Regions from separate parts of the Homo sapiens genome. Here regions 2 and 3 are each linked to region 1. A link is a loop called in an ENCODE intact Hi-C map of the cell type or tissue named here. Cell type or tissue: PC-3. All regions are shown on one strand. Each heading gives the region's core, and the rest is flanking DNA. Links, peaks and the distances in the headings are about the cores only. Region 1 holds the start of KCNG1 (potassium voltage-gated channel modifier subfamily G member 1). Region 2 overlaps LOC105372661 (a long non-coding RNA gene). Region 3 has its middle 200 kb from the start of KCNG1.

Region 1 (9,862 bases), core at 516-8,515:
CTGGGCAACAAGAAAGAAACTCCATCTCAAAAAAAATAAAAAAAGAAAAGAAAAAAAAAGTAAGGAGGTGCCCAAAAGCTCAATCATCAAGGTAAATAACATTTTGAAACAATATTTTTTAAAAATCAAAATTAGTCCACAAAAATCCACAAGAAGCAAAATATCACATTTTAAAAGAAAGACTTCAATAAAGTCACACCCTTGCATGCCTCAACCTCACCTACTGCAACCTAACCCCATCCCAGACCAGGAATCCCAAGGTGACAATGGGCTGAGACCTGCAGGAAGTGGCTATATGGAAATCTGCGGGAAGGTGACAGGATTTGGGGAATCAGAGGAACAGAAAGGGAAAGTGCCTGGGGCAGAGTGTCTGTGGAGAGAGAGAAGGAGAATGCCCCCATCCCAATCCCTGCCTTGACTCAAACACCAGCCTTCACCCCACAGACACCCAGTGGGATCCCCTGTCCAAAGAGCTAACTCCAAACCAAGAAAATCCCACCCCACCCACCACTCTCAACAGATTCCTCCCAACTCCAACCAAATCCAAGCCTTTTCATCTCAAGGAGGAGATGGGTTAAAAAAAAATGGACAGCTCTGGATAACTTTTCCTGCCCTGGAAAAACAGCCCAGAACTTTATGGCTTACTGACAGCTGGTTATGGATGGGAAGGAAGGCATATTCTTAAACTGCTGACAGTAACTCCCTTTTAAGGTATTTCCTCAGGGCCAGCAATGTCACATTCTCCTCCTGCCCGAAAAATTAACAGCAGTTTTTATTTCAGTGACAAGCTTGGGCTTTTGGGTTAGGCAGGCCTGGGTTCGGATCTGGCTCTGCCATTTACCGCGCAACCCTAGACAATCTGCCAACATGAAAAGTCACCAACTCTTGCTTCCAGGGGCCTGGCAGTAACCGAGATGGTATGATGTGGGTAGAGGGGCACACCGCAGGGAGCAGAAGCCACTGCCCAGCGCCAGCATGCTGTGTGGGTAAAGGATGTTGGCCAGATCTCCCAGTGTTTCAAAAGAAAAAATTTTACATGAAATCTCCCAGTTTTTAAAGGTCAGCAACTAATTTTAAATTAATTTTTAAAAATTTTAACTCAGTAGGGACAAATAAAACAGGTCTGCGTGCCAGAGTCCACCTCCGGGCCCAGTTGTGGCTCTGATGTCTTCAAATCACCCAGCAACCACCTGGCACCTCGTAGCTGCCCAGCAAGCACTGACGGTTCCCATTTTCTCAGGAAGCTTCCATGGGTATCATCAACATCTCTTTCCACACAACAGCTTGGGGAAGGATGCTTTTCAAGAGGAAAATGAAGATATGAGGAGAAGAGTGAAAAATCTGGAAGGCTCTAAGGGAGGGAGGAACTGCAAAGAGGGAATTCCTTAAAAGGACTTAAAAGGATTTTATTGGACATTGTTTAGCACAGTCAGGGATAAGATCAGGCAGTAATTTAACTCCTGGGTACAGCAAGTGAGTGTGTATGTTGCGGGTAGGCAGGACCGGGTGGAAGTCATTGTTCTCACTGACGGTCTCCACACAGTGTACCAGGTCTTCTGTCTGCAGGTCACTATGAAATTTGACTCAGGTGCATAGTGTTCTAATAAGCCCAGCCCCATCTCTAGAGGTGGCCATTAGTTCCTATGGATCCTACATAAGAAGAAGCTGGCTTGAGTTTGTCCCGGGACCTCATGAGGGCTCCGAAGTCAGACCCAGCTGGGTAGGCGTTCAAGTCTTCAATATCAGTGGTTCTCAAAGTGGGATCCCCAGACCTGATGCATGAGCATCAGCAGGGAACTCCTCAGAAGGACCCTACGCCAGACCCACTGAATCAGCCACTCCAGGGTGGGGGCCAGCCGTCTGGGTTTTAATAAGCCCTCAGGGGGATTCAGATGCACAGTAAAGTCTGAGAGGCCCTGCTCTGCATCCTTACCCTGTGAGCATCAGTGAGGAGTCTGACTCTCTGACGCAGTCACATCTATTCCAGAAAACTGTCCTGAATTCCCCCAGGAATCATTTCCAGGAATCATTTAAGAAGCCTGCTCTGTATGTGCCTAGCAGAGTGGGAGCTGCTGGAGAGGGGAGAGACAGCACACAGTCCTTGCCCTGATGGAGCTTGGTCCCCAGTGGGGACACAGATAATACGCAAGTAAAAAAGATAGAAACATGGCCAGGTGCAGCGGCTCACATCTGTAATCCCAGCACTTTGGGAGGCCAAGGTGGGTGGATGTCTTAAGCCTAGGAGTTCCAGACCCGCCTGTCTCTGCAAAAAATATATTTTGTTTTAAATTAGTGGTGCATGGTGGTGTGTGGTAGTCCCAGCTACTCAGAAGTCTGAGGCAGGAGGATCCCTAGAGCCCAGGAGTTAGAGGTTACAGTGAGCTATGATTGCACCACTGCACTCCAGCGGGTGACAGAGTCAGACCCTGTCTCAAAAACAAGATAGAGAGCAATTTTCTGGCTGGGTGCAGTGGCTCACGCCTGTAATTCCAGCATTTTGGGAGGCTGAGGCTGGCGGATCACTTGAGGTTGCGAGTTCAAAACTAGCCTGGCTAACATGGTGAGACTCCGTCTCTACTAAAAATACAAAAATTAGCTGGGCATGGTGGCACACACCTGTAGTCCCAGCTACTCAGGAGGCTGAGGCAGGAGAATCGCTTGAACCCAGGGGGATGGAAGTTGCAGTGAGCTGAGATCACACCACTGCACTCCAGCCTGGGAGACACAGAGAGACTATGTCTCAAAAAAAAAAAAAAAAAAAAAAATTTCAGATGGGAAAGGAAGGCAGAAGCCTGATCCACCACAAGAGGAGTGTTTCTCAATATGTAATCCAGGGACCCTCTGACAACAAAAGCCCACCCCACCCCACTCAGGCCCCTCCCCCACACTGCTGGTTGGTCTCTTTGATGTTTCTCAGACATGCCTCCTTCTCTCCTGCTTGAAGGCCAGTGCCTTTGATGTTCTGTCCACCTAGAAAGCTCTCTTCCCATCTTGCCAGATGGGCTCCTTCTGGCTCAGGGCTCCATGTAACCATCACCTCCACAGGAGCCCTCCCCCATTATTCTATCTAAAGTGGCCTCTCTGGCTTCATTCTGCAATCACGTATTTCAGCAGTTTCCCAATTCTGCCAAGCCCCCAGTAGAAGGTGAGCTCTTGGAAACAGGTCCTTAGGCAGATCCTTGTCTGTCCAGGCCTCCACCTCACCAGTAAGCCAGTGTTTTTATTCTTGTTGTTTTAGAGGCTGGATCTCGCTCAGTCACGCAGGCTGGATTGCAGTGGTGCCATCATAGTGCACTATAACCTGGAACTCCTATGCTCCACCCGGCTGGGACTGCCGCGCAGGCTAGTGTGCCCTGCGCTCATTTCTTAGGGTTAACCCTAACCCACTTAATGAGCACCCACGACTCCCCAACCCGAGCCCCACTCAAGCAGAAGGCCTCAGGCTGGTCGGCAGCAGGGTTTCTTCATGTCCTTTCTTGGTTCTCTGATGATAGGCAAAGGCAGTAGAGACAGAAAGGAAAAGAGGAACGGAGTGCAAGAGACAGAAAGGAGAAGAGGAACGGAGTGCAAGAGACAGAAAGGAGAAGAGGAACGGAGTGCAAGGCAAGCCACCCTAAGAGGCCAGCCCTGCCAGCAGCACAGATCCCTCCAAACCAATAGGTCCCTCCAACTCAGTAGATTCCTCCAACCCAATAGATCCCTCCAACCCAACCTCCAGCATCTGTGCAGCATCCTACCAACTCCGAGGCTAGGCGGCCACACTGGGAGCAAGACCCCAGGACCTGGTCCAAGTGCCCTGCACCGGCCAGGGGAGTGGACGACGAAGTGCGGCTCTGCTAGCCCGGGAGGGCTCTGGGGCCTCGGCCCCGCGGGACTGGAAGGGAAAACACCTGGCACGGTACGTACTGGCCCTAGGAATTTGGCACAGCAAGATGCTGGCAGTCCCTGGGTGGCGGTGGCAGGAAGGGCCCAAGGGCAACATTGGTCTAGGAGGTCGAGAAAAGGCGCGCGATATATGGCCCCCAGGATGTGGAAGCTTGCTTGGAGCGTTCGGCTCCAGGGCAGCAGCGCGTGGAGGGCCTCAAGGATGCAGTATTTGCCCGGGGTAGGGGGGCGAGGGACCCAGAGGCAGCAGTGCACTTGGACTTCCAGGACTTCCAGGGAAAGGCAGGAGACATGGCGCATGTGGTTCCCAGGATGTGTAAGCGCGTGGAGCGCGGCCCCGGGGCAGCGGAGAGTGGGGTTTTAATATCTAGCACATGTAGACCCTGGGGCGGTGCTGCTAGGGGCGCGGACCCGGGACCACCGGAGCACTTGCACCGCGGGGAAAGCTGACAGGGCGCGCGACCCTAGGAGGCTGCCGCGCCGCCTGGTGCGTGAAGCTCCAGGGCAGCGGAGCGCGGGGACCTTGAAGGCTGTCGCGTGCAGGCGAAGGGGCCGCAGGGTGGTCGCTCCTGGGAGAGCAGACGGGGAAGAAGGCAACGGGAGGGAGGGCGTAGCGCGAGCAGTCCCGGACGCGGGCTCAGGAACTGGCCGCGAGGAGCGCAATCCAGCAGGCGCGCCAGGGCCCCCGGATCCAAGGTGCGGGGTCCCGATTGGGCGCCTGGACGCCCCGTGACGGTGGCGCCGCTGCCACTGTCCCGAAGCGAGGCGAGGCCAGGCGCTGCGCTTTCGGCTGCCCGCCCCTTCTCCCCGCCCCGCGCTCAGTCCCCTCCCTCCGTCCCGCCTCCTGCCTCGCTCCCTCCCTCGGCGGCTGCTGCGCCGCGCTCCCGGCGCACTCGGAGCCCGGCGGGGACCGGGAGGCAGAGACGGGGCGGCCGTGGCTCCGAGGGCGGGAGCTGAGCCGGGCCCCGGGACCGAAGTTTGGCGGCGGCTCCGGGAGGCAGAGCGGGCTCCCCGGGCGACTTCCAGGCCCCTCTCGCGTCCTCGCCCCGGACCCGTGGGCAGCCGGGGGGAACGGAAGCCGCGGCCGGGCCAACTCCGAGGCGGGGACGCCGCGACGGGAACTTGAGGTGGGAACTTTGCGCGCTGCAGCCTCGCCGGGCGCCACCGAAGCGCGAACCGGACCCCGAGCCTGCAAACTCGGGCTCGGGGGCGGCTGCACGTGGCCGTGGCCCTGAACTCCCTGCGGGGGCCTCGAAACCCGCCTGCGGGGAGGCCAGGGCGACAGAGGACTCGGGAGTCACCGCTGGTGCGTGGCGGCGTGGAGCGCGCTTGTTACGGCCAAGGTGCGGGTCCGGCTTCGGTTCATCCCAAGGGGTCACCGGGATGCGAAGTCCGGGACGTTCGCCGCCGCGGTGACCCCGGCGGGGGCGCATCCCGGCTGTGGGCCGAGGTTTCTCCCCCGATCCTGGGAGGAAGGAGAGTTAGGGATTGGGGTGGGGGAGTGTGTGTCACTTGCTCATTCACTGTATCCTTAGGCACAGTATGGAGCCCCCCTTCACCCCCACCGTGGGCCTGATTGAGTCATTCATTATGAACACAGCAAGCGTTTATTGAGCGCCTACTGTGTGCTAGGCACTGGGGATACTGAGACAGTTCACTGGGCACCCCCAGGAACTGGTAGGAAGGTGGTGGTCTCAGCCTTAGGGTTTCCATGTGGGAGAGAGGCTCAGCCCGGAGGTATGGAAGGAAAAGGGTGAAGTTCATTCATTCATTCATAGATTGGACAAAGATTGGTTGAGCACCTATTGTAAGCAGCTCATCATACCAAGCGCTCAACAGTCATTCATCCAGTTCACAAACATTTATGGAGGCGCTATGCTGGGGAGAAGTGAAGAGGGATGGAATGGGGGCACCCTTCATGCAGCTTAGAGAGAAGTAAGGATTAAGACCCAGGCCCCCGCTTGGGAGGCCGCAGACTGCCGGGGTGGCCAACTGTAGCAGCCCATGTATATAGGCAGAAGTCTTGGTTCATCTAATGCATTCCTTCTCAAGGTGGGAGGTGTGGAAGCTGGAATTGGTTCTAGAATAGGAAGAAAAGATCTTTTCAAAGCTCCTTAGGGGCGGGTGATGGGGTAGGGTGGGGAGGAGTTGAGAAACACTGATCCGACATTACTGAGGAATGCAGGTTCCCACCAATGGGGTTTATGAGTTAGGTTGTCCATTCAGCAGGCATTTTCTTAAGCACTCGCTGTTATTAAGCACTTAAAGGGTGCCAGGCACCAAAGTTACCCAGGTAAATGACAGACACATAGAAGAGGGAGACAGACACAGACGCCCCCACCCCCTTTGCTGACTCCCTGAGATAAGTACAGGGGGAAGTAAGAGGAGGGAGCAGGAACTGGTCTGATTCATTGTGGGGTGGGGGAAGTTCCTGCCCTATGAATCTGAGCAGAGGTTTATTCATTAGTGTGTGTTTGATACCCCCATACCCATGATGGCAGAGTCCCTATGAAGAGCCTCACCGGCAGCACATCTCCAAGAAAAGTTTGGCACTGCTGATTGGGGCCTTGCGGTCGGCACTGTGGCTAGGGCATGCTGTCCTTCTTTGGGGGATTTTTCAGGCTCTGCCAGACCTGAGCTCTATTTGTGCCTCCCCCGGCTTTTGGAGCCCTGCAGAGTCGCCTGATAGGAGGGGAAGGAGGGAAGGTGTGTTTGAAAAACAGGCAAGCGCTGGCCCCTGGGGATCACCCTCCTCAGTCATTCTCGAAGCCAGCCCGTTCCACGGGAAAGATGTCTGTCCTGGGACACACTCCTAACCTGCAGGGAACTGCAAGCACACTGGAAACGAGGCAACCTAGGTTCTTCTCCTGAGACTTGAGAGCCCAGGCCCGCAGCCTACAGCCTGGGTTGTCAAACCTTGGGAGTAAAAAAATCAACCAAACCCCTAGTTTTGCCAAACTCTGGGTTGCCTTTTTGGCCTCTGGGAGGGAGATGTGACATGGGAGGCAGAGGTTACTTGCTTCTCCCCATCCCCAAAGACTTTCCCGAAGCTTGTCCTGGAGCCTGATTGGGGCAGATCTGAGCACCACTTTGAATTCTCTGCACCAGACCCACAGCTGGGCTCTGGCAAGAGGTGAGGGAGGTGCCTCAGGAAACAGAAGAACAAAGAGATGTGTGCTGGATGCAGGGCTAAGCGACGCAAACCAGCTCCGAGGAACTCACCTCCTGGAGCCGCAGTAGGTACCTTGGCTCGGCTGTCCTTTCTCCACCCTGCTTTCCAATGTTGATGAAGAGTCAACATTGCCTGTTGCCAGAGGTCTAGGGGTACAGGAATCTACCCTTGGTTGTTGCATTAAGCCCAGAAATGGAGCCTGTGGGTGAAAAATGGCAGCTGGTAAAGCCCCTCTAAATAGAATTAATAAAAAGGGAGAGGCGAAGAACCTAGCTGAAGCACTCCATTGCTGTGGACCATTTTTATCATCCAGCAGACTGTATTTGATTAACGAAATCAGAAATGAAGTGACTTTGCTACAAATAGGATCTGAATTGTGCCTAAGACTGTCCGTTGCCCTGAGGTGAGTCTTCACTCTCATACCCACACCTCCCCGGGCAGGTCCGATCATGCTCTCCCTCCAGAGGACTCTGGTAAGCAGGTGTCTCCCTTCCTGCCGTCCTGAGGTCCCCACTGCTCCCCCAAGCCTGCTTCTCTGCTTAATTTTGAGCTACAAGGAGGCAAAGAGAAAAGGATCTTCTGGCTCCAGTCCCCAAACACCTCCCCGTAGAAGAAGGCAAACGCAAACGTGCATTTGGTGTTATTTTGCTTGCCTGCAGCACAGCAGGGAGGCTCCCGAGGCAGCCTGTCTTTTTTATAGGGGGGAGGGACACTGGCACTTTTTCTCATTTGGGGGCAAGGGAGGGATGGAGGGAAGAGCCTAGCTCCCAGCACACAATCTCCCCAGGAACTTGGGCCCCAGCTTTCAGGAGGCTGGGCCAAGGCCCAGGGTGGTGGGACTGTGGCGAGAACAGACAGCAGGTGGCTAAGAAAGATATATTCTCCACCAGGGCACAGCAGCTCTTGGAAATCTAACATGCCAGGACCCGGGCCAGGCTAATGGTTGGATCCATTTTGATTAACGTTTTAATTGGGGATTAATGCAGCCTGACCCGCCTCTGAGTCGGCTCGGCCAGAAGCCCTAATCCTGACAGATGAAGCTATACTGGCAGTGAAACGCTGCAGGGCCTGGGAAAGAGTGGCATGGAGAGAGACGGACGGGTCCCCGAGACACCCACTGGGAGTGAGGGAATGGCACAGGTTGAGAGGCATGGTACGAGAGAGAGAAACCAAAGCCTGCAGAGTACAGGAGAGAAATGCTTTCCTTCTGGAAAGTTGCCTTGGAAGCTGTGTTAATTTCCTCCTTTCACATACTTGCACACATTTAGTGGCTTAAAGCAATATAAATTTATTATTATTATTATTATTATTTTTGAAGACAGGGTCTTGCTCTATCACCCAGCTGGAGTGCAGTGTCACTATCATGGCCCACCACAGCCTTGACCTCCTGGGCTCAAGTGATCCTCCCACCTCAGCCTCCTGAGTCACTGGGACTAGAGGTACACACCACCATGCTCAGCTGATTATTTTTTAATTGTAGAAACAGGGTCTCACTATGTTGCCCAGGCTGGCCTTGAACTCTGGAACTCAAGCAGTTCTCTCACCTTGGCCTCCCAAAGTGCTAGGATTCCAGGCGTAAGCCCCTGCGCCCAGCCTGAATTTATTATCTCATAGTTTTTGGAGATCAGAAGACCAAATGACTCACTGGGCCAAAATCAAGGTATCAGCAGGGCTTCTGGAGACGACTCCACCCTCTGCCTCCATCGTCAACATCTCCTTCCCAGAGGCCAAAATGGCAACCCTGAGTTTGGCAAAACTAGGGGTTTTGTTGATTTTTTTTAACTCTGCTCACTTGCAAATATAAATAGTGATAAATATGTTTCCCCAGCCATGGACAATTGCCTGCTTCTCCCCATCCTCAGAAACATTCCAAAATCTCGTCCATATGAAATAGAGACTAGAAACCCAGTCCCTGACTCACTGCAAGGGGTGGAGACACCACACCAGCTCCCCGAAAGGAACAAGTGGTTCAAGGAGGCAGTAAAAGGCAGGGGTCAAAGAGGTTCGGCCTGGAGTCCCACAGATCTAGTTTAATTCTGGCTTTGTCGCTTATTGCCAGACATAAGTTTTCACTTCTCAGAGCCTCAGTTTCTTCATTTGTAAAATGGGGGTATTAGTGATAATGCCCACCTTTTTAGGAAAGGATGGAGACTCAGGCAATGAAGGCTCCTAGCACAGCACCTGGCACTTAGTGAGTTTGCAGTGGAGGGAGGCTGTGGTTGCTGCTATTTATAACACTTTGTGCAGTTAGCGCTCTCTCTGCATTCCCCGCTGCCACTCGGAAGAGGGACGGAGAGCATAAGACAGAAAGAACAGGGTCCAGAGAGGCCCGCAGCTTGTTGGAACCCCGGAGAGAGACCTGAAAGCAGTTGGGGTCAGCCCAGGACCATCTGTAGAACCATTTCATGCCCCTGATGGAATGTAGCCATGGGGACAGGAGGCCCAGTGACACTGCTCATCCCTGCAGCAAACCTCCGTTCACCAGATCCCCATAATAGCCCCGTGAGGTCAGCAATCTTATCCCCATCTTCTAGGGGAGGAGGCAGGCTCAGAGAGGCCAGCGGCTCAGTGGGTGTGATGGCCTGCCCAGGCCACAGGGTTATTAGCAGGAGCAGCAGGGACGACTAGCCATGCCTGGCTTGGACCTTCACTCCATCCCATTCCGCCCTCCCAAATCCCACCCCACAGGTCCCGCACCTGTACCCTCAGTCATGTGCTGACCTCAGGGTGGTCACGTGAGAACTGCCACTCAGAACGCCTTATGATCTCAATGATCATTTATCTTTGGAAGTATGTTCTCAGCCC
Region 2 (9,862 bases), core at 1,249-9,248, 110 kb before region 1:
AGTGCCTACTAACGGCCTCCTCCAGAGGCGATGCTTCCCATTCTGGCAGAATGGCCACCTTCCAGGCTATAATCCTTTATAAGAAATAGTCTCCCTTCTAAATTTATAAATTTGTGATTTTTTTTTCAGTTGACACAACACATATGAACTTTCAAGTTGCTTCCAGCCTGCCAAAAGACTAGGAGTCCGATTTCTTGATTCATTCATTTCACAAACACTTAAGAACCCCAGCCAGGAGCAAGCTCTGCTCAGAGAACCCTGAGACAAGGAATAAATAGCCATTGCTCCTGGTCTTTGATGGTTGGCTCTGAATTCTTTGATCATGCATTCCTAACTTTAAAAACTGCTAAACACTCACCTTTAATATGTATCAATTATTAATATGTATTCATTATTATTTATTATTATGGTATTATATAATAATAATTATGTTATTATATAGTCATAACTTTTTCCTTTTTTTTGGAGACAGAGTCTCAGTCTGTCTCCCAGGCTGGAGTGCAGTGGCATGATCTTGGCTTACTGCAACCTCTGCCTCCTGGGTTCAAGCAATTCTCCTGCCTCAGTCTCCTGAGTAGCTGGAATTACAGGGATCTACCACCACACCCAGCTAATTTTTGTATTTTTAGTAGAGATGGGGTTTCACTATCTTGGCCAAGCTGGTCTTGAATTCCTGACCTCAAAGTGACCCCACCTCAGCCTCCCAAAATGCTGGGATTACAGGTGTGAGCCACTGCACCCAGCCATATAGTCATAATTACACATAATAATATATTTTATTACAAGATATAAAATATAATTATAAAATATAACATCTGTTATTATAATTAACAACATAGTATTTATTAATTAGGAATAAAAAGGAAGAAATGACCATAGCTCCTGAGCTGCCCCTGGTGTGATGAACCAGGAGCAGCTCAGAAGCAATGATCATTCCTTTTTATTCCTAATTAATAATTGAATTATTAATTATATATGTATTTATTTATAAATTGCATGTGAATACCACCTTTTTTTTCTTGACACAGAGTCTCTCTCTGAAGCCCAGGCTGGAGTGCAATGGCACGATCTCGGCTCACTGCAACCTCCGCCTCTTGGGTTCAAGCGATTCTCCTGCCTCAGCCTCCCAAGTAGCTAGCTGGGATTACAGGTGTCTGCCACCAGGCCTAGCTAATTTTTGTATTTTTACTAGAGATGGGGTTTCACCATGTTGGCCAGCTGGTCTTGAACTCTTGACCTCAAGTGCTCCACTTGCCTCAGCCTCCCAAAGTGCTAGAATTACAGGCGAGAGCCACTGTGCCCGGCTGTGGATACCACTTTTCCAGTCTATCCCGCACATTATAAAACAGGCAAAAGACTGTGAAACCAAAGTTCTAAGGTCCCCAGCACTGCTACTGTCTTTCCACACACCCCAATTTGAACAGGACCCTGGGTGTGGCGGAGGCCAAGCTGACACCTGCACACAGTCATAACGCAGGGGTAAGACCCCGGTCAAAGTGTGACTGTGTTTGCTGGATGGGGAAAATGGGCCAAGGTTGGGGACATCTGTGACAGAGACCTGAAGCTGAGCTGGAGCTGAGATAGAAGTAGACTTAGGGAGGCAGAAAGTCCAGAAGGAACAGTCCCTCCCAAGCCGGGTCCCCGTGGTTTCAAGCTCTCTTCCTCCTGCCACCTTCACAGCTCGGGAATTGGAGGGGGAGGAGGGAAGAGGCAGGGAGAGCTGAGATGCCCTTTATCCCGGCACATTATCTTAGCATGGCCGGAATAACTCCCCCCATCATGAAACTGGCCATGGGGGTTTTCTTATTTCCCTCCTTGTGTTCAAGGAAGCATGCACGTTGCAGCAAAACTTCCTGCTGTCTTTCTGGCAAGGAGCCTAGCTTCATCATCACTGAGCACTGCCCTTTGGTGCCTGTGCAGAACACGACAATAAAGCCTGACAGTGGGATTAGGATTCTGCAGACCCTCGACAGCAGGTCTGTGGGGCTTGGGAGCCTTCCAGGGGCCCTGCCTGTTACAGAAGCTGGGCACGCTGCTCCATAGATATTTGTCTAGTGAATGAATGCAGGCACAGATGAATGAATGGAGGAATATTTGCTCAAGTCCTAGCTCTGCTATTTTCAGAACAAAAACACTAATAGAGTGGGAGCTAGATTGCATTATTTCCAATTCTTACAACTGTACAGCAGAAATTATTTTAGCCCTGTGAATACTGGGACTGAGAGGAGAGAGGTCTGCCAGCATCCCACCTGCTAGGAAAGCGGCAGAGCTGCTGCAAGGCCCCAGGTTGCCTGATCCTGAGCCAGCTTCTCATCCCCTTTGCCAATGGCTTCAATGTGGGGACTGAAGGGGATGCCACTGGCTAGGTCAACCCAATCATCTGACTCTCAGATATCACCTCCCATACCTCTGCCATCTGTTTACCCACAAGCTACTGGAATACTTCCAGGGATGGGGCTCCCATTTTTACCTGTGGAAAGCTAGAAGATTTTTCTTAATTTGGGGTGGACATTGGTCCCCTGTGATGCTGTGATGCTGTCCCAAGGAGTCCATCCTCGGGAGTTTTAGAAAACAAGTCTACTCGCTTTCCCTGCTACCCACAGAGGGGTCCATACAGTGTGGTTCTGGATTCCCGTCATAACTTAAAGGGAAACTTTCACAATGTCCACAGCCCTTGATGTCCTGCAAATGAAAGAGGAGGATGTCCTTAAGTTCCTTGCAGCAGGAACCCACTTAGGTGGCACCGACCTTGACTTCCGAATGGAACAGCACATCTGTAAGAGGAAAAGTGGTGGCATCTACATCATAAATCTAAAGAGGAGCTGGGAGAAGCTTCTGCTGGTGGCTCCTGCCATCGTTGCCATTGAAAACCCTGCTGATGTCAGTGTCATATCCTCCAGTAGCACTGGCCAGAGGGCCATGCTGAAGTGTGCTGCTGCCACTGGAGCCACTCCTATTGCTGGCCACTTCACTCCTGGAACCTTCACTAACCAGATCCAGGCAACATTCCCGAATCCACGGGTTCTTGTGGTTACTGATTGCAGGACCGGCCACCAGCCTCTCGCAGAGGCATCTTATGTTATAACCTACCTACCATTGCTCTGTGTCACACAGATTCTCCTCTGCACCATGTGGACATTGCCATCCCATGCAACAGGAAGCTCACTCAGTGGACTTGATGTGGATGCTGGCCCGGGAAATTCTGCCCATGCAGCGGCACAATTGCCCGCAAACACTGGTGGGAGGTCATGCCTGATCTCTACTTCTACAGCGATCCTGAAGAGATTGAAAAAGAAGAGCAGGCTGCTGCTGACAAGGCTTTGACCAAGGAGGAATTTCAGGGTGAATGAACACTGCTCCAGCTCCTGAGTTCACTGCTACTTGGCCTGAGGTTGCAGACTGGTCTGACAGTGTGCAGGTGCCCTCTGGGCCTATTCAGCAGTTCCCTACCCAAGACTGGAGTGCTCAGCCTGCCACGGAAGACTGGTCTGCAGCTCCCCCTGCTCAGGCCACCGAATGGGTAGGACCAACCACTGAATGGCCTTACACTGTTCTTGCACAGGCTCTTAAACAACATGGAAATAAGGTTGACAGAAAATAAACATCGGTTTCTAAAAATTTTTTTAAAAAGGAAAGGAAAACCAGTCCACTCTTTTAGATATGTGGATTAACGTGTGTGTGTGTGTGTTTAGAGAGGTAGATAGTGCTAGCATTCAATATTGATAGAATATTTATATATAATTAAGATTTATTAGGTGCTTATCATGTGCCAAGTACTTTACAGAAATTATCCCACTTAATCCTCACAACACAACTGTGAAGTAAGTATCATCCGACCCCCTTCTTCAGATGAGGACACCAAGGTTCAGAGAGCTTGCACCACCTGCCCAGAGCCCCACAGACAATTCCTGTCTGAGCAGAAGCTACACCGAGGCCCACAGTAACCCCAGCACCCTCCTTTCAGCTGCCATGCCACCCTCTTGCAGGCCTTACTAGCCTGGTCCCTCGCCTCTAAAGACAGTCCATTTGTGTTATTCAAGTAATCACTTTCCCTTTTACAAATGTTAGAAAGCACAGGATTCATCCATAACCCCATCACCCAAAGATAACTATTGTTAATATTTCCATGCATTTTTCACATCTAGATATAGACAGTTTGGGTTTTTTTTTTTTTTACAAAAATGAGCTCATACTATACATATTATTTTGTAACCTATATTTTCTACTCAATTATATATCTGGAACATCCTTCCATAACATAAAAGCCAGCATCATTTTATGACTGCCTGGAATTTCATTCTATGGATATACCAAAATATATTTAACTACTCACCTCTCATTGCGCATTTAATTTTCTCCAAATATAAATCCTCCAACACATATCCTGGCACATGGATCTTTGTGCGTATATCCCAGTATTTCGTAGGTTATTGCCTGTAAGGAAAATTGTTTGAGTCCAAGGTTATGCTCACTCAAAGGTGTTGCTACAGAATCCTGGCACCCCTCACCAGTGTAGGAGAGGGCTTGTCTCTCCACCCTCTAGCCCACAGAGCTGTCATCTTTCTTAACCTTGGCCAATCTAAAAATTATAATAAAATGGCCAGGGAAAATTATAGTAAAATGACATCTTGTTTTCATGCACTTATCTTTTATTACCAGTGAGGCTAAATTTATTCCAATATCAGACAGTTTCAGTCCATCTTAGGCATATTACATCAATTACTATGGTGTCCCTAAGAGCACAAAATACCCCAGGGGGGGTTCAAACCAGCATAGATTTCAGAGGCATCTGCTCAACGGGTCTCAGCTAAGTGGTTAACGGTCCCCACAGGGTGCTGCCCAGCCACCAGGGCCTAAAATGTGCTCAGACTCCAGACATGGAACAAGACTGTCTGGTTAATAGCACATGTGGCCCAGCCACCCCAGTGTGGCATTTACAGCTCTCTGGTTTCTGTCAATGCTGCCCCTGCTAAACTACATGGCTGTCTAGTCTGCACTAAGTGCAAAGCTGGCTCCTGTGCGGGGCACCTCACCCACGCCCACAGGAAAGGCTGCCTTGATTTGAACCTCTCCTTGGGGCCTGCAGGGCGGGGTGCCTGTGTGTAAACACACGTGTGGCTTTTTGTTCTCCTTCCTGCCGATTATTTTAAAGCTAGGAGTTAAGTAAGATTCAGCTTGGTGATCAATTCACTCATGATGCTGCCTAACCTGTTGCTGTTTTATAAACTCAGGAAATTCTTCTCATTGATGGGTCTCAGTGTTGAGGGTGTGACAGGCCAGCCCCCTCCCACAATGCTGTGCATGCCTGGAGGAGGGGATGTGGCGTGGCAACCTCAGCTGTGTCCCGATGACCAGCATCCCTCCCCCTTTCTCAGGGGAACTGCACCTCTATTCTTCTTGCCCAAGTCCATCCACGACCCGCTTCCTATGCCCTACCACCAGCCTATGGAACAGGCGGAGTTCCAGACCCCGGTTCAAGTTCCCCACTGCCAGGTGCCAGATGAGTTATCTTCTCAGAGCCTCAGTTTGCTCATCAGTAAAATGTGGACAATAAGAATACCTACCTCCTAATGTGGTTGTGAAGGTAAAACAAGAGTACCTCCATTAACATCATCTTGGAAATGACAGCATGTAGAGCTGATTTCGTTTTTATTTTACAAATACTGATTGTATGGCCAGTTGGATTCCATTGTAATCATGCTTCAAATATAAGCGAGGCATAGGAAAACTTACAGAGAAATTATAATTATTGGATCTGGCTGCCCCCAGGACTTTCTGTGGCTTCGGGTATGGGCCCTGATGCAAGATACATGATCACTAATATTTGCTGACTTGAATTGAGCTAAGGTGGTCAAAGCCAGTGTTTATGAACCGCTGAGTTCCTTTCAGCTTGCAATAGCTCAGTGGTGCATGACTCAGTGGCTGCAGCACGTCTTTTATTCACTCATTCAGGAAGCACTGATGAGCTCAGATGTCAAGTCTTGCGCTGGGGAAGGCCCAAGAAGAGCAAAAAAGGGCACTGTTGTTGAGCTGTTTATCATCCAGAGGAGAACAAACACCCACATATACTACTGTCCAAAGCCAGTGGCCAGAACATATATGATGATACACTCTGACCTGCACCCTCTGCAGCAGTCAGCCCAAGATGGTCAGGATTTGGCCGATGACTGCCAGCTTCCCAAATCAACCCTTGGGTTCCCTTTCACAGTCCTCTCATAGCACATGCTTCCATAAAGGTATCACTGCTAATGGTGAGATCGCGAGGCAAATCCAGAGGAGATGCTCTAACCACTGAGCTGTGCTGCCTGGCCTGGGAGGAATGAAGAAAGAGAAGAAGGAAAATGAAAGGAGAGAAGAAGAAACCTAAGTCCTAAACACAGAGTGACACATTCTCTCCCACAAAGGTTATGAACAAGCCACATCTTCCTTACACTAAAATTAACTCATTCTAGCCTGTCAAGCTTCAGTGTGTTTGAATCACCTAGGAGGCTCGTTAAACACTTGGATCCTGGGACCAACCCTTAGAGGTCCTGAAACCGACAGTCTGGGCTTGGGCCTGGGAATCTGCAATTTTACCCTAAGTTCTCAAAGTCCTTGAACCTCAAAGCATGGTCTTCAAACAGCATCTTGGCTATCACCTCCGATAGTCGCTGCACCTGCCAATGCAAACTCCCAGGCCTGCCCTTCAACCTATTAAATCGGAATGTGTACTTAAAGGAGATCTCTAGGTGTTTTATGTGCACATTAAAGTTTGAGAAGCCCTGCTTTTGGTGATTCTCATTTAAGAAGTCCAAATACCACTTGGAGCTTAATAAATAATACTAACAATGAACTAGGCAGTATTTGGAGTGCTTAACGCGTAATAATTCATTTATGAGTCAAAAGAATTCTATGAGGTAGAGTCGTTTATTATCCCATTTTACAGATGAGGAAAATAAGGCACAGAAAGCTGAAGTAACTTGCCAAAGTCTCAAAGCTGGCACGTATGAAGGATGAGGTTGAAACCCAAGCTGACCAGCACCTGCCGCTCCCACTTGCCTGCTGAATTCACCTGGAAATTGACAAGCCCTGCATCATCCTGGCTGCCTTCCTGGGCCCTGACTTCTCAAACAAGGCGATCAGCAGCTCTTCAAAATCAACAAGAGCTGCACTGCTCTATTGTCCTGTGGCCGAATAACACATGCAAATTACATTGATTCTCTGGGAAGAAAATGGCTGTGTGGGTCTGGGCAAAGTTATTACATTTTCAAACTCAACCAGTTTAGAAAAAATAATTGTGCATACACAAAGACATGCTAGGGGCTCAAATGAGCCCTGCAATTAAATCAATTCATTGCCTCAAATCTGCACTGGATATTAGGTTGGTGCAAAAGTAATGGCAGGAAGAAAAGCTAGGGAAGAAACTTAAGAAAATTGCAAGGAAGAGAAAATATATTTACTATTCATCAAATGGAAGTGGATCGTTAAAAAGATCTTCACCCTCTCTTCATGTTGAACAGGCTGACTAGGAGGAGAAAAGGGAAGGGTTGGTCCTGCTGTCTGAGCAGTGGCAGAGGCAGAGGAGGTGGAAGGAAGGCAGGTGAGGCAGGCACACTGAGTGTAACTTGTGTTGAAAAATATCCTTGTATAAGTGGACCCATGCAGTGACTTAATATATTCCATAAGGTTCTGGGGCAAAAATGATGGCAAAGCAGGTAAAGAGCCACTCATAGTGTCTTCCACCCAGAAGAACTTGTTTGGAGACTTTTGTGCCCTCTGTCCTCTGGACTGAAACTATTTTATAAAACCAAGCTATGTTCTCTGAACTTAAAATGTCAAAACATTAAGAAAACCTGTACAGCAGGACTGATTGCTTCAGTGTGCCTCGCCTCTGCCTGTAAGCGCCCTTCTCTCCAGGACGTTGCTTGTATTTGGTGGCTCTGTTCTCCCACCATTGCTGCAACTGAGTTATTGGGTAGTCATGTTCCCAAGTGAGATCAGGCAAGGCTGGAAAAGGCAAACTCAGCAGCGGAAGCTTCGGGGCTTTCTGATGGATTTTTAAGGATATGAGGACTTCAGAACCTTGGAAGGTTTTTGGTTTGGTTTTGTTTTTCCAGTTCCATGAAACAAGAAAGACAACGACAATCAACGGAGATGGCACGCATGCAGCCAGGAACAGAACGGACTGAGTCCCAAGGCTAGAAAAGGATCTCCCCTTGATCAAAAAGGATTCTGTGTTTGTACATTTCAGCAGAGAGCCAGCTCCACTTCCAAAAGACAGAGAGTGACAAAATGGGCCTCTGAGCAGCCCTGGGCCTACCCATCAAGGCTGAAATCCATTTGTCTTGGGTTTTGGCAAGGCACTCTGGCAAAAGCAGCGGCCAGGCAGCCAGAAACACAAACCAGAAGACCATGCTTTGAGACAGGCTTCAGAGGGGCCGACTGAGCTCTAGCGCAATGTTTAATAAAAGATAAAGAGCTCATTGCAGTACTATTTATAATAGCAACAAAAACTTGGATGATCAGCATAAGATTGGCTAAATACATTTGTCTATATCTCTACAGTGAAAATTAGATTTTCAAAGAATATCTAACAACTTAGAGAAATACTTATTCAGTTGACACTTGAACCATGCAGGAGTCAGAGACACTGATCCCCACGCAGTCAAAAATTTTCACAGAACTCTGGACTTCCCCAAAACATTAACTAATAGCCTAATACTGACTAACACCTTACTAATAGCCGAGTAATACATATTTTTGTATGTTGTGTGTGTTATATGCTATATTCTTACAATAAAGTAAGTTAGAGAAAAGAAACTGTTATTAAGAAAATCATGAGGAAGAGAAAATATATTTACTATTCATCAAAGGGAAGTGGATCACTATAAAGATCTTTATCCTCTTTTCATGTCGAACAGGCTGACAAGGAGGAGAAAAGGGAGAGGTTGGTCTTGCTGTCTTGGGGGTGGCAGAGGCAGAAGATGGGGAGGAGGTGGAAGGGAAAGCAGGCAAGGCAGGCACGCTGGGTGTCACTTGTACTGAAAAAACTCCTTCTATAAGTGGACCCGCGCACTTCAAACCCATGTTGTTCAAAGTTCAAATGTCATATAATGTTAAGTGAAAAAAAAAAAAAGCAGGACCCACAGCACAAAACTATTCTGTACAGAGATAGATAGATACATAGATATAGATATAGATTGTTTTTTTTTTTTTGAGACGGAGTTTCACTCTTGTTGCCCAGGCTAGAGTGCAATGGCGCGATCTTGGCTCACCACAACCTCTGCCTCCCAGGTTCAAGCGATTCTCCTGCCTGAGCCTCCTGAGTAGCTGGGATTACAGCCATGTGCCACAACGCCCAGCCAATTTTGTATTTTTAGTAGAGATGGGGTTCCTCCATGTTGATCAGGCTGGTATCAAACTCCTGACCTCAGGTGATCTGCCTGCCTCTGCCTGTCAAAGTGCTGGAATTACAGGCATGAGCCACCATGCCTGGCCAGATACAGATATATTTTTAAGGAAAAATACTGGAAGAGTAATCAGCAAACGTTAAAAATGTGAGTAGATTTTCTTTCTTTCTCGTATCTATCTGCATTTTCTAATTTTCCATAATATACATACATTCTTCTTATAGACAGAATAAAAGGAATTTATAATTCTTATCATTATAAACCAAAAATACATTGCTGATATTGTTTCCTGATACAGTAAATATAATAACAGTTACCATTTATCGAGCACTTAGTATGTACTTTAGATAGATGATTCTATTTTACAGTTACAATAACCACAAGAAACAGGTACTATTATTATCTGTATTTGCTTATGGGAAAAGAAGCATTTACCATTCAAAAGTTAAATGTCTTGCCTGCAGCTCAGTTAC
Region 3 (9,862 bases), core at 1,243-9,242, 200 kb before region 1:
GCTCTGCCTCCATCTTCACACAGCTTCTGCCCTGTGTTTCTCTCTCTGTGTCCTCTTGTCTTCTTATTAAGGATGCCAGTCATTAGATTTAGGGCCCACTCTAACTCCAGGAAGTATTAGTGTGTTTTCACACTGCTGATAAAGACATACCCAAGACTGGGTAATTTATAAAGAATAAGAGGTTTAATGGACTTGCAGTTCCACGTGGCTGGGGAGGCCTCACAATTGTGGTGAAAGGCATGTCTTACATGGTGGCAGGCAAGATAGAGCTTGTGCAGGGGAACTCCCCTTTATAAAACCATCAGATCTCGTGAGACTTACCCTCACGAGAACAGCATGGGAAAGACCCACCCCCATGATTTAATTACCTCCTACCAGTCCCTCCTACAACATGTGGGAATTATGGGAGCTATAATTTGAGACTTAGGCGGGTACATGGCCAAACCATATCAGACATTATCTCAGTCCTTACCATAATTACCTCTGCAAAGACCCTATTTCTATAAAGGTCACATTCACAGAGGCCTGGGGTTAGGACTTGGACCCATCTTTCAGAGGGACAGTATTCGACCCACTACCAATATTTTCCCACAGCGTTTCCAAAACTAACCTGTTTTGGAGGCTGAGGACCCTGGGAAGTCCTCTGTTGGCAACATGCTTGAGCAAACAAATGATAACAACAAAGGGCTTGTCCAGGCTCTAGAAACATCACCTGATTATTAAACAGGCTCCATCCTGTGGCTGGGTGCCATGTAGAAGACCACTAGGCCAACAGGAATGTCACTCAGACAAGGCCTCCAAACCCATATGTTGCCCCTCACCACTTTTCTTAGTTGTGCTTCCATTGATGAACACTACAGCTAAAATCAGGATCCCAAAATAAAAACCCCAAAAGGATCTAGAATATTTAGGAAAATCATCTTTGAGTTAGAAAACATCCTCCGTGTTTGGTCTCGATCTGTCTTTTGTTAGGTCCGTCCTCCTTGCCACTTAACACTTTCCTTTGCACCTCTTCCTGACACCAACAGACACCATGCAAGCCCCCAGTGAGGGGGCCTTCCTCAGTCAGCCTGGGGGAAGCATGAATTAGCTGAGAAGAGGACTAGCCTCTTCTGAATGGCATGCTAAATCACTCCTCATCTTTTTCCAGTCTATGCTACATTTAGACTGACTTTTCTTTCTGTCTTCTAAAGGGCCATGCATTATGGATGAGAACTATTTCTTATTCAGCAGCCGAGAATCACTCTTCTATCAAAAACATCTCTTTCACTGCATTCTCAGATATCAAAGCCCCTCTCTGAACTCAGCGTTTCCTGGCCTGGTTCCCTGAAGGGGTCTGTTGGACAATGCTCTTGAGTGACAAATGTTTGAAATGTAAAATGCACAGGCGAACACACTCCCGCTGTGAATCCACACCGCATTCTTGCTGAAGATGGTGAACTCCACGCATCATGGGACCCCTGGAGTTATGGTCATTCTCACCTGAGAGAAGGGGGTCATTTCAAACCTTAGAACAAGTCATTTCTGTCCCGGGTGGATTGGAATGTATTGAAATTTCTGCTCCTGACTCTGCTTGGCATGTTCGTTCATACACTTGCCCCCTCCTCTTTCTTTCTTCTCCTAACCCTGCTTTAAAATAAGGGGGAATGAAACAAAAGAGAACCACCGCTGGAAAGAAATGGTCCCAAGATAGCAACAGTAATTACCTAGGGTAATTTTCTTCTTCTATTTCTAAATTTCTATGATTAACATATATTAGCTAGTTTTACTAGTGAGCTACTTTTTTTAAAACCTCCTTTAAAACTCTACTCATGGAGACATGGAGACGGGGAAGCATGCACAAATTGTTAATTACTGCATTGTGAGTTTTTCCTCGTTACGATGAAAAAATCACAATACTAATACTGATCATTAATACTTACTGAGCACTATGTCCCAGACACTGCTTTATATCCCTTGAATGTATTATCTCTGTGAATTCCCTATAAGATAGGTGCTACGACAATCCCCACTTTACAGATGAGAGAACTGGGGCACAGAGAGATTGAAGGACTTTTTCAAGATCACCCAGCTGCACCTGCTGGAGCTGGGATTTGAAACCAAAGGCTCTTAGTCGACATCCCTGGCAATAGCCAGCACCAACCTGTCTGCCAGATTTTGACAGCAGACACTCCCTTCCCCAGAAAAGCCTCCCTGGCTGATGCTGTGAGGACAGAGATGAGCCTTCCCCCACGGAACCTGGCCCAAATAGCCTATTTGTAAGCCAAGTAAATGATGGTTGCTATTTAAGCCCCTAAATTTTGGAGTGGTTTGTTAATGGGCCATGGATCATGGGAGCAATGGCTAGACTCAGGCAGCCCAGGAAATCTTCCCGGGCCTCCTGAGGGCAGGGGAGGTTCTCTGCCCTGGGCAAGGGTGCTCTCTCAGCACAGGGGCCAAGCAGTCTCTTGCTGCAAGCGACCAGGGCAGCAAAGATTGCTGATCTCATTCACAGCAGGACAGTGTGGGGAGGCAGGATTCATGACAGGCGTGTCCACAATCCAGCTGGGAGGGTGGAGAAACAGGTTGTCCCGCGCGGGTTGGAAGTCACATCCTCGCTGCAAGGCACTTCCTAGCTGAAGCAATCATTGCCGGGATTGCCTCAGCTATTGTTTCTTTTCCCTTTCTCCATCTGGTTAACTCTCTTTAAGTAGGCATTAGTAGTGTCCTCCCCTCCTCCCCCTGGCTCTCTCTCTCTCTCTCCCGTCCTCTCCAAATTGGAACCAGCAGCAAATCCTATCAGCACTCCCTTCAAAATGTATTCACCACCTTCCTCCCTGGTCCCAACCACCGTCCTGTCTCACCCGGATTGTTGCGGTCACCTCCTCACGGGTCTCTCTGCTCCTGCCTTGCAGTTTATCCTCCACAAGCAGCCAGGGACATCCTATCGGAACGCAGGTCAGATTATATCAGAGCCCCACAGTGGCTCTCTCTCACTCAATGTCCTTCTGGTGCCCCAAGACCCTGTGAGACCCAGCCGCCTTTTCCCCTCCCACCCCTTGCTCCCTCTGCTCCCGCCACCCAGGCGTCCTCGCTGTTTCTTGCACGTTCAGGTGCCCTCCACTGCAGGACCCTTGCACTTGCTACCTCCCTTTTCTGAAATGAGCTTCCCCTAAATATCTCACAGCTCTTCTCCTTTCTTCACATTGTTACTTCAGCCAACTTCTCAGTAAGTTTGTCCTTCCCACCCACTCCAAAACTTCACCTCACCTCAACACTTCATGTTCTACTTATGTTTTCTCCCTAGCATCATTTGACACTCTATAGATTTTGCTTATCTTCTTTAAATAAAGAGTAAATACTTCTTTTTGCTTATCTTCTTTAAATAAAGAGTAAATACTGTCTCCCCCACTAATAAATCATGCCCATGAGGGCAGTGATTTTTATCTGTTTTGTTCACTGCTGCATCCCTAGCACCTGGGACAGAGCCCGGCACTTAATAAGTGCTCAATAAATATTTGTTGCACACATGATTGGAGTCCTTCAAGACTTAGCCTAGGCCTCCATTGCTCTAGAAAGCCCTTCTTATGAATACGCACCCCTGCTTCCATCCTGGGGTGCGCATTCATCAGAATTAAAGTCATCGTCACCCTCATCATTGTCCCTGGCACTTACTGTGACCTCAGGCCATGCCTTGTGTTAAGCTCCTTATGTTCAAATTGCCAGATTAAATACAGGGTACCCAGTTAAATTTGAATTTCATACGATAATTCATAATTTTTTTTAGAGTAAGTATGTCCCATGCAATATTTGGTACACACACTTTAAAAAATCGTTGTTTATCAGACACCTTAAACCCAGGTGTCCTGTATTTTGATTTGCCGAATCTGGCAACCTTACTTATTGTAGACATTATCTTGTTTGGGCATCATGAGGTATGGATTATGATTGCCATTTTATAGTCTAGGGCAGGCGGTGTCGTGGGGCAGCGGGGCTGGTGGTGGGAGAGAGAAACTGGGAGAGCTTTGTAACGCAGCCAGAGAGTGTTCCGTAAAACCTGGGAACACAAAAACAAAAAGTCGGAACTGTCTGCAATTTCAAATGAAGCAATAAAAAAGAAGTAACAAGAGCGTCTTAAATCCAAGGAAGGAGAAATGAGCCTCCGCTCCTGAAAAATAGATGAAATAGAGACTTCGGGAAAAACGGATCTTCTCTTGTTGAAGATGAAATGCACCTTCCACAAGAACTACCTAGGCTTTGGGTGGGGGTTGGGGGAGGTGGGTCCATGCCACCAAGAGGACCCCAAGGAGAACAGCGTAATGGGCTTTCAGAGCCCCAGGCAGGCCCCCAGTGCGGCAGCGTGCTTCACCTTCCGGAGAGGCTGCCGTGCACGGGCTCAGGCGCGCCACCTGCAGGACGGATGGAGCATGGCGCTCCTGGGTTGTCAGTCACACCCTCGCTAAACCTTGCACCCTCCTGCTAACCAGCAATGACAATCCATACTCTTTAATTAAATGCAAAAAGTCCCCCCACAGCCCGAGCACCCTTCCTGCGCCGGAAGTTCCCTAAGATGTAAGTTTCCTCTTTTTCAGCAGTTTTCACACCACCTGGAATATGCGTTGTATTTCCCTATTTGATTAACGTCTCTCGGTCCCCTCACCTCCCATAGGACACTCCACAGTGGCAGGGATTTTTGTAAGTCCTGTTCATTGTCACATCCCCAGTATCTAAAACAGTTTCTAGCATGTGAAAAACACCCCATGAATATATGTTGAACGAATGAATGAGTACAGCTTCCTGCCATGTCCTTAAAGGAAAGAGGCAAGCCCTCTTTTTTTTTTCTCCCCTTTCCCCATCCCACTGGCTGGAGTTTCTGACTTGGCAATGGTGTCTGGGTCCATACAGATAAGGGCAACCCCTAGGAATGGTGGAGCAATGGACTAGCAAGTGCCTGCTTCCTTGGCACTAGGGACTCCAGACCAGCCCTGGACTACTTACTCCTGTGATTTGAGAGAAAATGAGTGTACCTAGCTCAAGCCATTGCTGTTTGGAGCATCTGACCTTAAAAAAGTTATTGCAACATCCCGCAAGAGGTGCCATGTTGTATACACCCAGAAGAGTGAGTGCTGGATTCTGCATGGGGTGGGCATCAGAGAAAGACCCCAGACAATGTGATGACTGGATCTTGATAAATGGGCAAAGGAGGTGATGGCATCCCCAGCAGAGGACACAAACCATGCAAAGGTCTCAAAGCATGTGAGGCCACCTTCTGTGCAGGGACTAGCAAGCCAAACTATGGATTGCTGGGGCAGGGTAGATAGGTGAGATACACAGCTGGCTGCAGGCAGGGTCTCATTTGAAGCCTTGAGCAGGCTCAGCTTCAGGCAGTGTGATTTCTGGCTCCAGATGTGCTGGCCTGGGTGAAAGTTCTGTGGGCTCCCTCTTGCATGGAAACTGATAAGCCCTGAGATTCGGGTTTGAGGAGAAGGTGGCCCTTTGGGTATCTGGTCCCTTGCATCTCACCTGGCAACTGAGTTACCAGAGAGGAACTGGAAACCAAAGCCACCTGATCCCTCCACTAGCAGGGCTTTGTTCCCTGCCTCTCTCAAAGAGGTCACATACCTGGAGAGGACCTGGGGACTCAGAAGTAACCTGGCCATCCCACCACCAGCAGTCATTTCTGTCTCCCTCTCATTTCCAAATCCACCTTTGTCAGTCTCCAACCTCACACTGCCTTCTGGCTGTGTAAGGGGCATGCAGATTCTCAGCTAACCACATGACCTGACTTTTTGTTCAGGAAATACAATTATTCTACCTATAATCTCCAGAAAGAAATTTTAATGTTCTTATAATGGTTTGAGTCCAAAGAGCTCAGGAAGAACTTATACTTAGCCCGCTAAAAACAAGTGACCAAAATGGCCTGGGAGATGTCACATGATAGCCCTACCCAAGAGCATCTTTTGTTCTTTAAAATGTGCTTTTCAGTGTACATTCTGGGGGAGAATTGGCCTGGTTCCTGAAATCCTGCTCTAATTATATATAATTTTTATAAATATAGTAATTACAACTCACTATGCCTTGCAGTTTAAATTGAATTGGATTTTTATGGAAGCAGGAGAATTAGGAGGAAAGCATTCTAGCATCTTTGAATTTATTGACCTCACTCCTCATAAGGAAACTGGCTGTTAGCATCTCAAAGACATATCCAGAAACCACTGCCCCTTTGGTGGCCACTTGGGAGTAGAAAAGAAAAGTTCTGCCAACCTCAGAAATCCAAACTTAGAGAACAGACATTATAGTGTGGTGGCTGGCCTATAGTTCATTTCCTACCTGTCAATGGATTTTGTTTGTTCAACATTTTAAAGTTAGAAAATTTCACATAAAAATCTGAATTTTTAGCCTCTATTGACATCTCAAAGTCCATGTTATGCTGAGCCTGTGTTCCCATCTAATATGAGTAGTTCTTTATACCAGTGTGAGAATAGACTAATAACAGTGTGAGAAGGGATTAATACAGAAGATTGGTACCAGGAGTGGCGTAGTCATCAGATTTCATCTTGATAGTCCAGGTCAATTACCCCAGCCAACACTGTAAGTCCCCTCTTAGCCTGTTGACTTAGAGGCAGGAAGAGCCCAAAGTGGCTAGGCAGCAATCTTAACTTCCAGTTTAATGGAATCATTGTTGTGTCTCCTGGTGGCAGCATTCCTCCCTCTGGAACTAAGACCTCTAGGCCAGCAGAACATAATGTCGTGGTAACAAGCAGCAAAAATTTTGCTAGTGGGTTCCTTGGGGTGATGGTGAGTGGGGCCACTTCCATTTCTACCCCTTGATTCCTGGACCCATGAATCCTGGCTATGGGAGAAAAGTACCATATAAGATGCTGAATGTTAACAGCCAAGACAATAGGGGAAATGCCTCCAGGGCATGTCAGAGACCTTTGAGGCAGCCCCTCCCATCACAGGCTTGGAGGCCTGGGGGAAGACATGGTTTCCTGGGGCAGGACCAGGGCCCTGCTACTGTGGGTAGCCTCAGGACATGGTATCCTGCATCATGGCCACTTCAGCTCCAGCCATGGCTAAAAGGAGCCAAGGTACAGCTCAGGCTGCTGCTCCAGAGGCTACAAGCCCTAAGCCTTTGCAACTTCCATGTGGTGTTAAGCCTGTGAGTGTGCAGAGGGCAAGAGTTGAGGCTTGGGAGCCTCCACCTAGATTTCAGAGGATGTATGGAAATGCCTAGATGTCCAGGCAGAAGTCTGCTGCAGGGGTGTAGCCCTCATGAGAACTTCTACTAGGGCAATGAGGAAGGGAAATGTGGGGTTGGAGTCCTCACACAGAGTCCCCACTGAGGAACTGCCTAGTGGAGCTGTGAGAAGATGCAAGACATGTAGTCAAAGTCCTTTCCACCTTGCCTCGTCTCAGATGAGACGCTGGACTTGGACTTTTGAGTTAATGCCGAAATGAGTTAAGTCTTTGGGGAACTTTTGGGAAGGCATACTTGTGCTTTGAAATGTGAGAAGGACATGAGATATGGGAGGAGCCAGGGGTGGAATGATATGGTTTGACTCTCTGTCCCCACCCACATCTCATGTTGAATTGTAATCCCGCGTATTGGAGGTAGGGTCTGGTAGAGGACTGGATCATGGAGGTGGTTTCTAATAGTTTAGCCCTATCTCCTAGTACTGTCTCAGGATACAGTTTTCACAAGACCTGGCTATTTAAAAGTGTATAGCACTTCCCCTTTCACTCTCTCTTCCTCCTGCTCCTGCCAAGGAGATGTGCCTGCTTCCCCTTCACCTTCTGCCCTGATTGTAAGTTTCCTGTGGTCTCTCAGTCATGCTTTCTGTGCAGCCTGTGAAACTGCAAGTCAATTAAACGTCTTTTATTTATAAATTACCCAGTTTTAGGGAGTTCTTTATAGCAGTGTGAGAATGGACTAATATACCATCTGACAAGAATGGGCTGAAATCAAGGGATAGCTGTACCTTTCAGACAAGGTATTTTGGTTTCTGCTTTGCCACCCCTCTTGCTACTCCTTATTGCCTCTCTAGCTCTGCCCATTGTCAATACTCTTCGTATTCTTAAGGTAGAGAGGTCATTCTCTGCATCCATGTCTTCATCAGAAGTGGGAAAATGTAAGATTGTGGGCCAAATATTTCCAGAAAATGGGGTACATTTTATAAGTCTCGTGATTGTGATAAACATGCCTGTATTTTTATGAACTCAAAATATCTCTGCATCAATCTGATCCAGCATCTTTACTTGTGTATCATGCTTTGCTTGGTCCTAGTAGGCATGAGAATGTGTTATGCCTTCTTCTGTAGATTACATTATGGTTCTCAGTTCATCACCATTCCCTCTGTCCATGTGACTTTGCTGTCCCTCCACTTGAAGAGGAGGGTATTTTCCCACCCTTTGACCTTGGGCTTAGCCATGTGCCCTGCTTCAGCCAGTAGGACTTGGGCAGATGGAACACAGGCAGAGGCCAGAGCAGTTAGCCTTCTGTTTCTGGATTTTTGCCATTGCTGTGACATATAAACTTCCAAGTAGCTGCTGGTTCAAAAAGAAAGCAGCTTGGAGCCAAGGCCAAAAGAACATAGCCTTGGTCAGGCAACCCACAGACACCTGAGCAAGAATAAATATTCATTCCTATAAGTCACCAAATTTTGGAAGGGTTTATTATGCAGTAGCATTGTGACAATAGTTGACTTAGTCATTTGCTATAATAGAATCTCATAATACCCCATTAAGTTAGTGACCTAGACCTTTGAGGCCCCAAAATAAAAGATTTCTTTTCCTTTTTGAAATCTTACAATGTTGCGGGCTCATGAAATTAAAATAGACAGCATTTCCTCCCCATGAGGTATGAAACAAAACAAGTTAATTATGGGCTTTTCATGCCAGCCAGTGCCCAGTGACCCCAGCCACTGCTCCCTCTGGCATCTCAATTTGGAAGAACTCCAACTGAGTCCCAGTCCATCAGCTTCTTACTCAGGATTTCTGAATGTCTTCAGGGCTGGGGAAACAAATGGCACACACAGATTGGCTTTATCTTGTTTTCAAATACAATGCAAAAATGCTAAATGTTATAAACATGCAACTCTAGACAGCCAATCAACCAATACACATTGAGCCCTTACCATCTGCCAGGAGAATACACTGGTCCTTGACAAGCCACAGTGATGTATTCATCACAGACCTGCATCCAAGACTTTACCACTGAGTCAGGGGATGTGATGTATATAAATGGCAGTGGGGAGGACCAGTGGGCCCTCTCACCCTGCCTGACCTCTAGATGCCAGGATTCTATATGCCTCAGGCCTGCCTTCTTCTTCTAGCCCTCTGTACCCTCTTTCCAGGAGACCTCATCCATTCCTAAAGCTTCATGTTGGGTCTCTGTGTCTATGTCTATATCTACTTTCTAAGCCCAGACTCACAAATCCAAGTACATTTTGGACATTTCTACTTTGATCTCTTACAGTCATCTCAAACTTAATATGTCCAAGGTTGATTTATTGACATTTCTGCCCATACCTGATTTTCCTTCAGTCTTCCCCATAGCAATAAATGGGGTCACCCAGTTATGCCAGGTAGAACCTGAAAGGTGTCCATGACATCTCTAGGTGCTATTTCCAGGATCTATGTATTCTCCCTAATCCTCTGTGGTTCCTATCCTAGTTCCAGCCATCATTACATCTCACCTCAATGACTACGGCAGCTCAATTGTCCCCACCTCTATTTTTGTTCTCTACCCGCATCTACTCCCCATCCACAGCATGAATGAGCATTCTGGAAACCTAGAAAGGTATCAAATACCAAATTGTGGGGAAACTCTACTGGTGATTGGGGTAACAAGGATGTTATATGGCCTGCAGTAAGCAATAAA

What was found. Peaks named below come from ENCODE experiments on the same cell type or tissue, not always from the same donor. Only the 100,000 strongest peaks of a DNase experiment are listed, where the experiment ranks them.
Region 2: it touches region 1 in a loop (2.0-fold over the local background); 2 of 110 quality-filtered maps call a loop at or near these places.
Region 3: it touches region 1 in a loop (3-fold over the local background); 2 of 110 quality-filtered maps call a loop at or near these places.

What each region holds. Positions count from the first base shown.
Region 1 is chr20:51,018,020-51,027,881 of GRCh38, reverse strand. KCNG1 (potassium voltage-gated channel modifier subfamily G member 1) reads left to right here and starts at 4,775. Exons shown (of 3, transcript NM_002237.4): 1 at 4,775-5,012. RefSeq lists a silencer at 4,677-4,846 and an enhancer at 6,571-7,134. In PC-3, for the core only: no CTCF peak of the experiment used is centred there; a DNase peak (open chromatin) is centred at 4,701; H3K4me3 peaks cover 2,614 bases.
Region 2 is chr20:51,124,467-51,134,328 of GRCh38, reverse strand. It overlaps LOC105372661 (a long non-coding RNA gene), which reads right to left. Exons shown (of 4, transcript XR_007067649.1): 2 at 4,334-4,434. It overlaps LOC105372662 (a long non-coding RNA gene), which reads left to right and starts at 9,453. Exons shown (of 3, transcript XR_001754668.2): 1 at 9,453-9,536. It also overlaps the pseudogene RPSAP1. In PC-3, for the core only: no CTCF peak of the experiment used is centred there; DNase peaks (open chromatin) are centred at 5,928 and 7,068; H3K27ac peaks cover 1,791 bases.
Region 3 is chr20:51,214,919-51,224,780 of GRCh38, reverse strand. No RefSeq gene overlaps it. Among named protein-coding and RNA genes, the nearest start is that of KCNG1, 200 kb to the right of the region's middle. RefSeq lists enhancers at 1,805-2,478, 2,479-3,153 and silencers at 4,303-4,352, 4,413-4,472. In PC-3, for the core only: a CTCF peak has its summit at 4,386 (motif pointing left); a DNase peak (open chromatin) is centred at 2,560; H3K4me3 peaks cover 1,031 bases.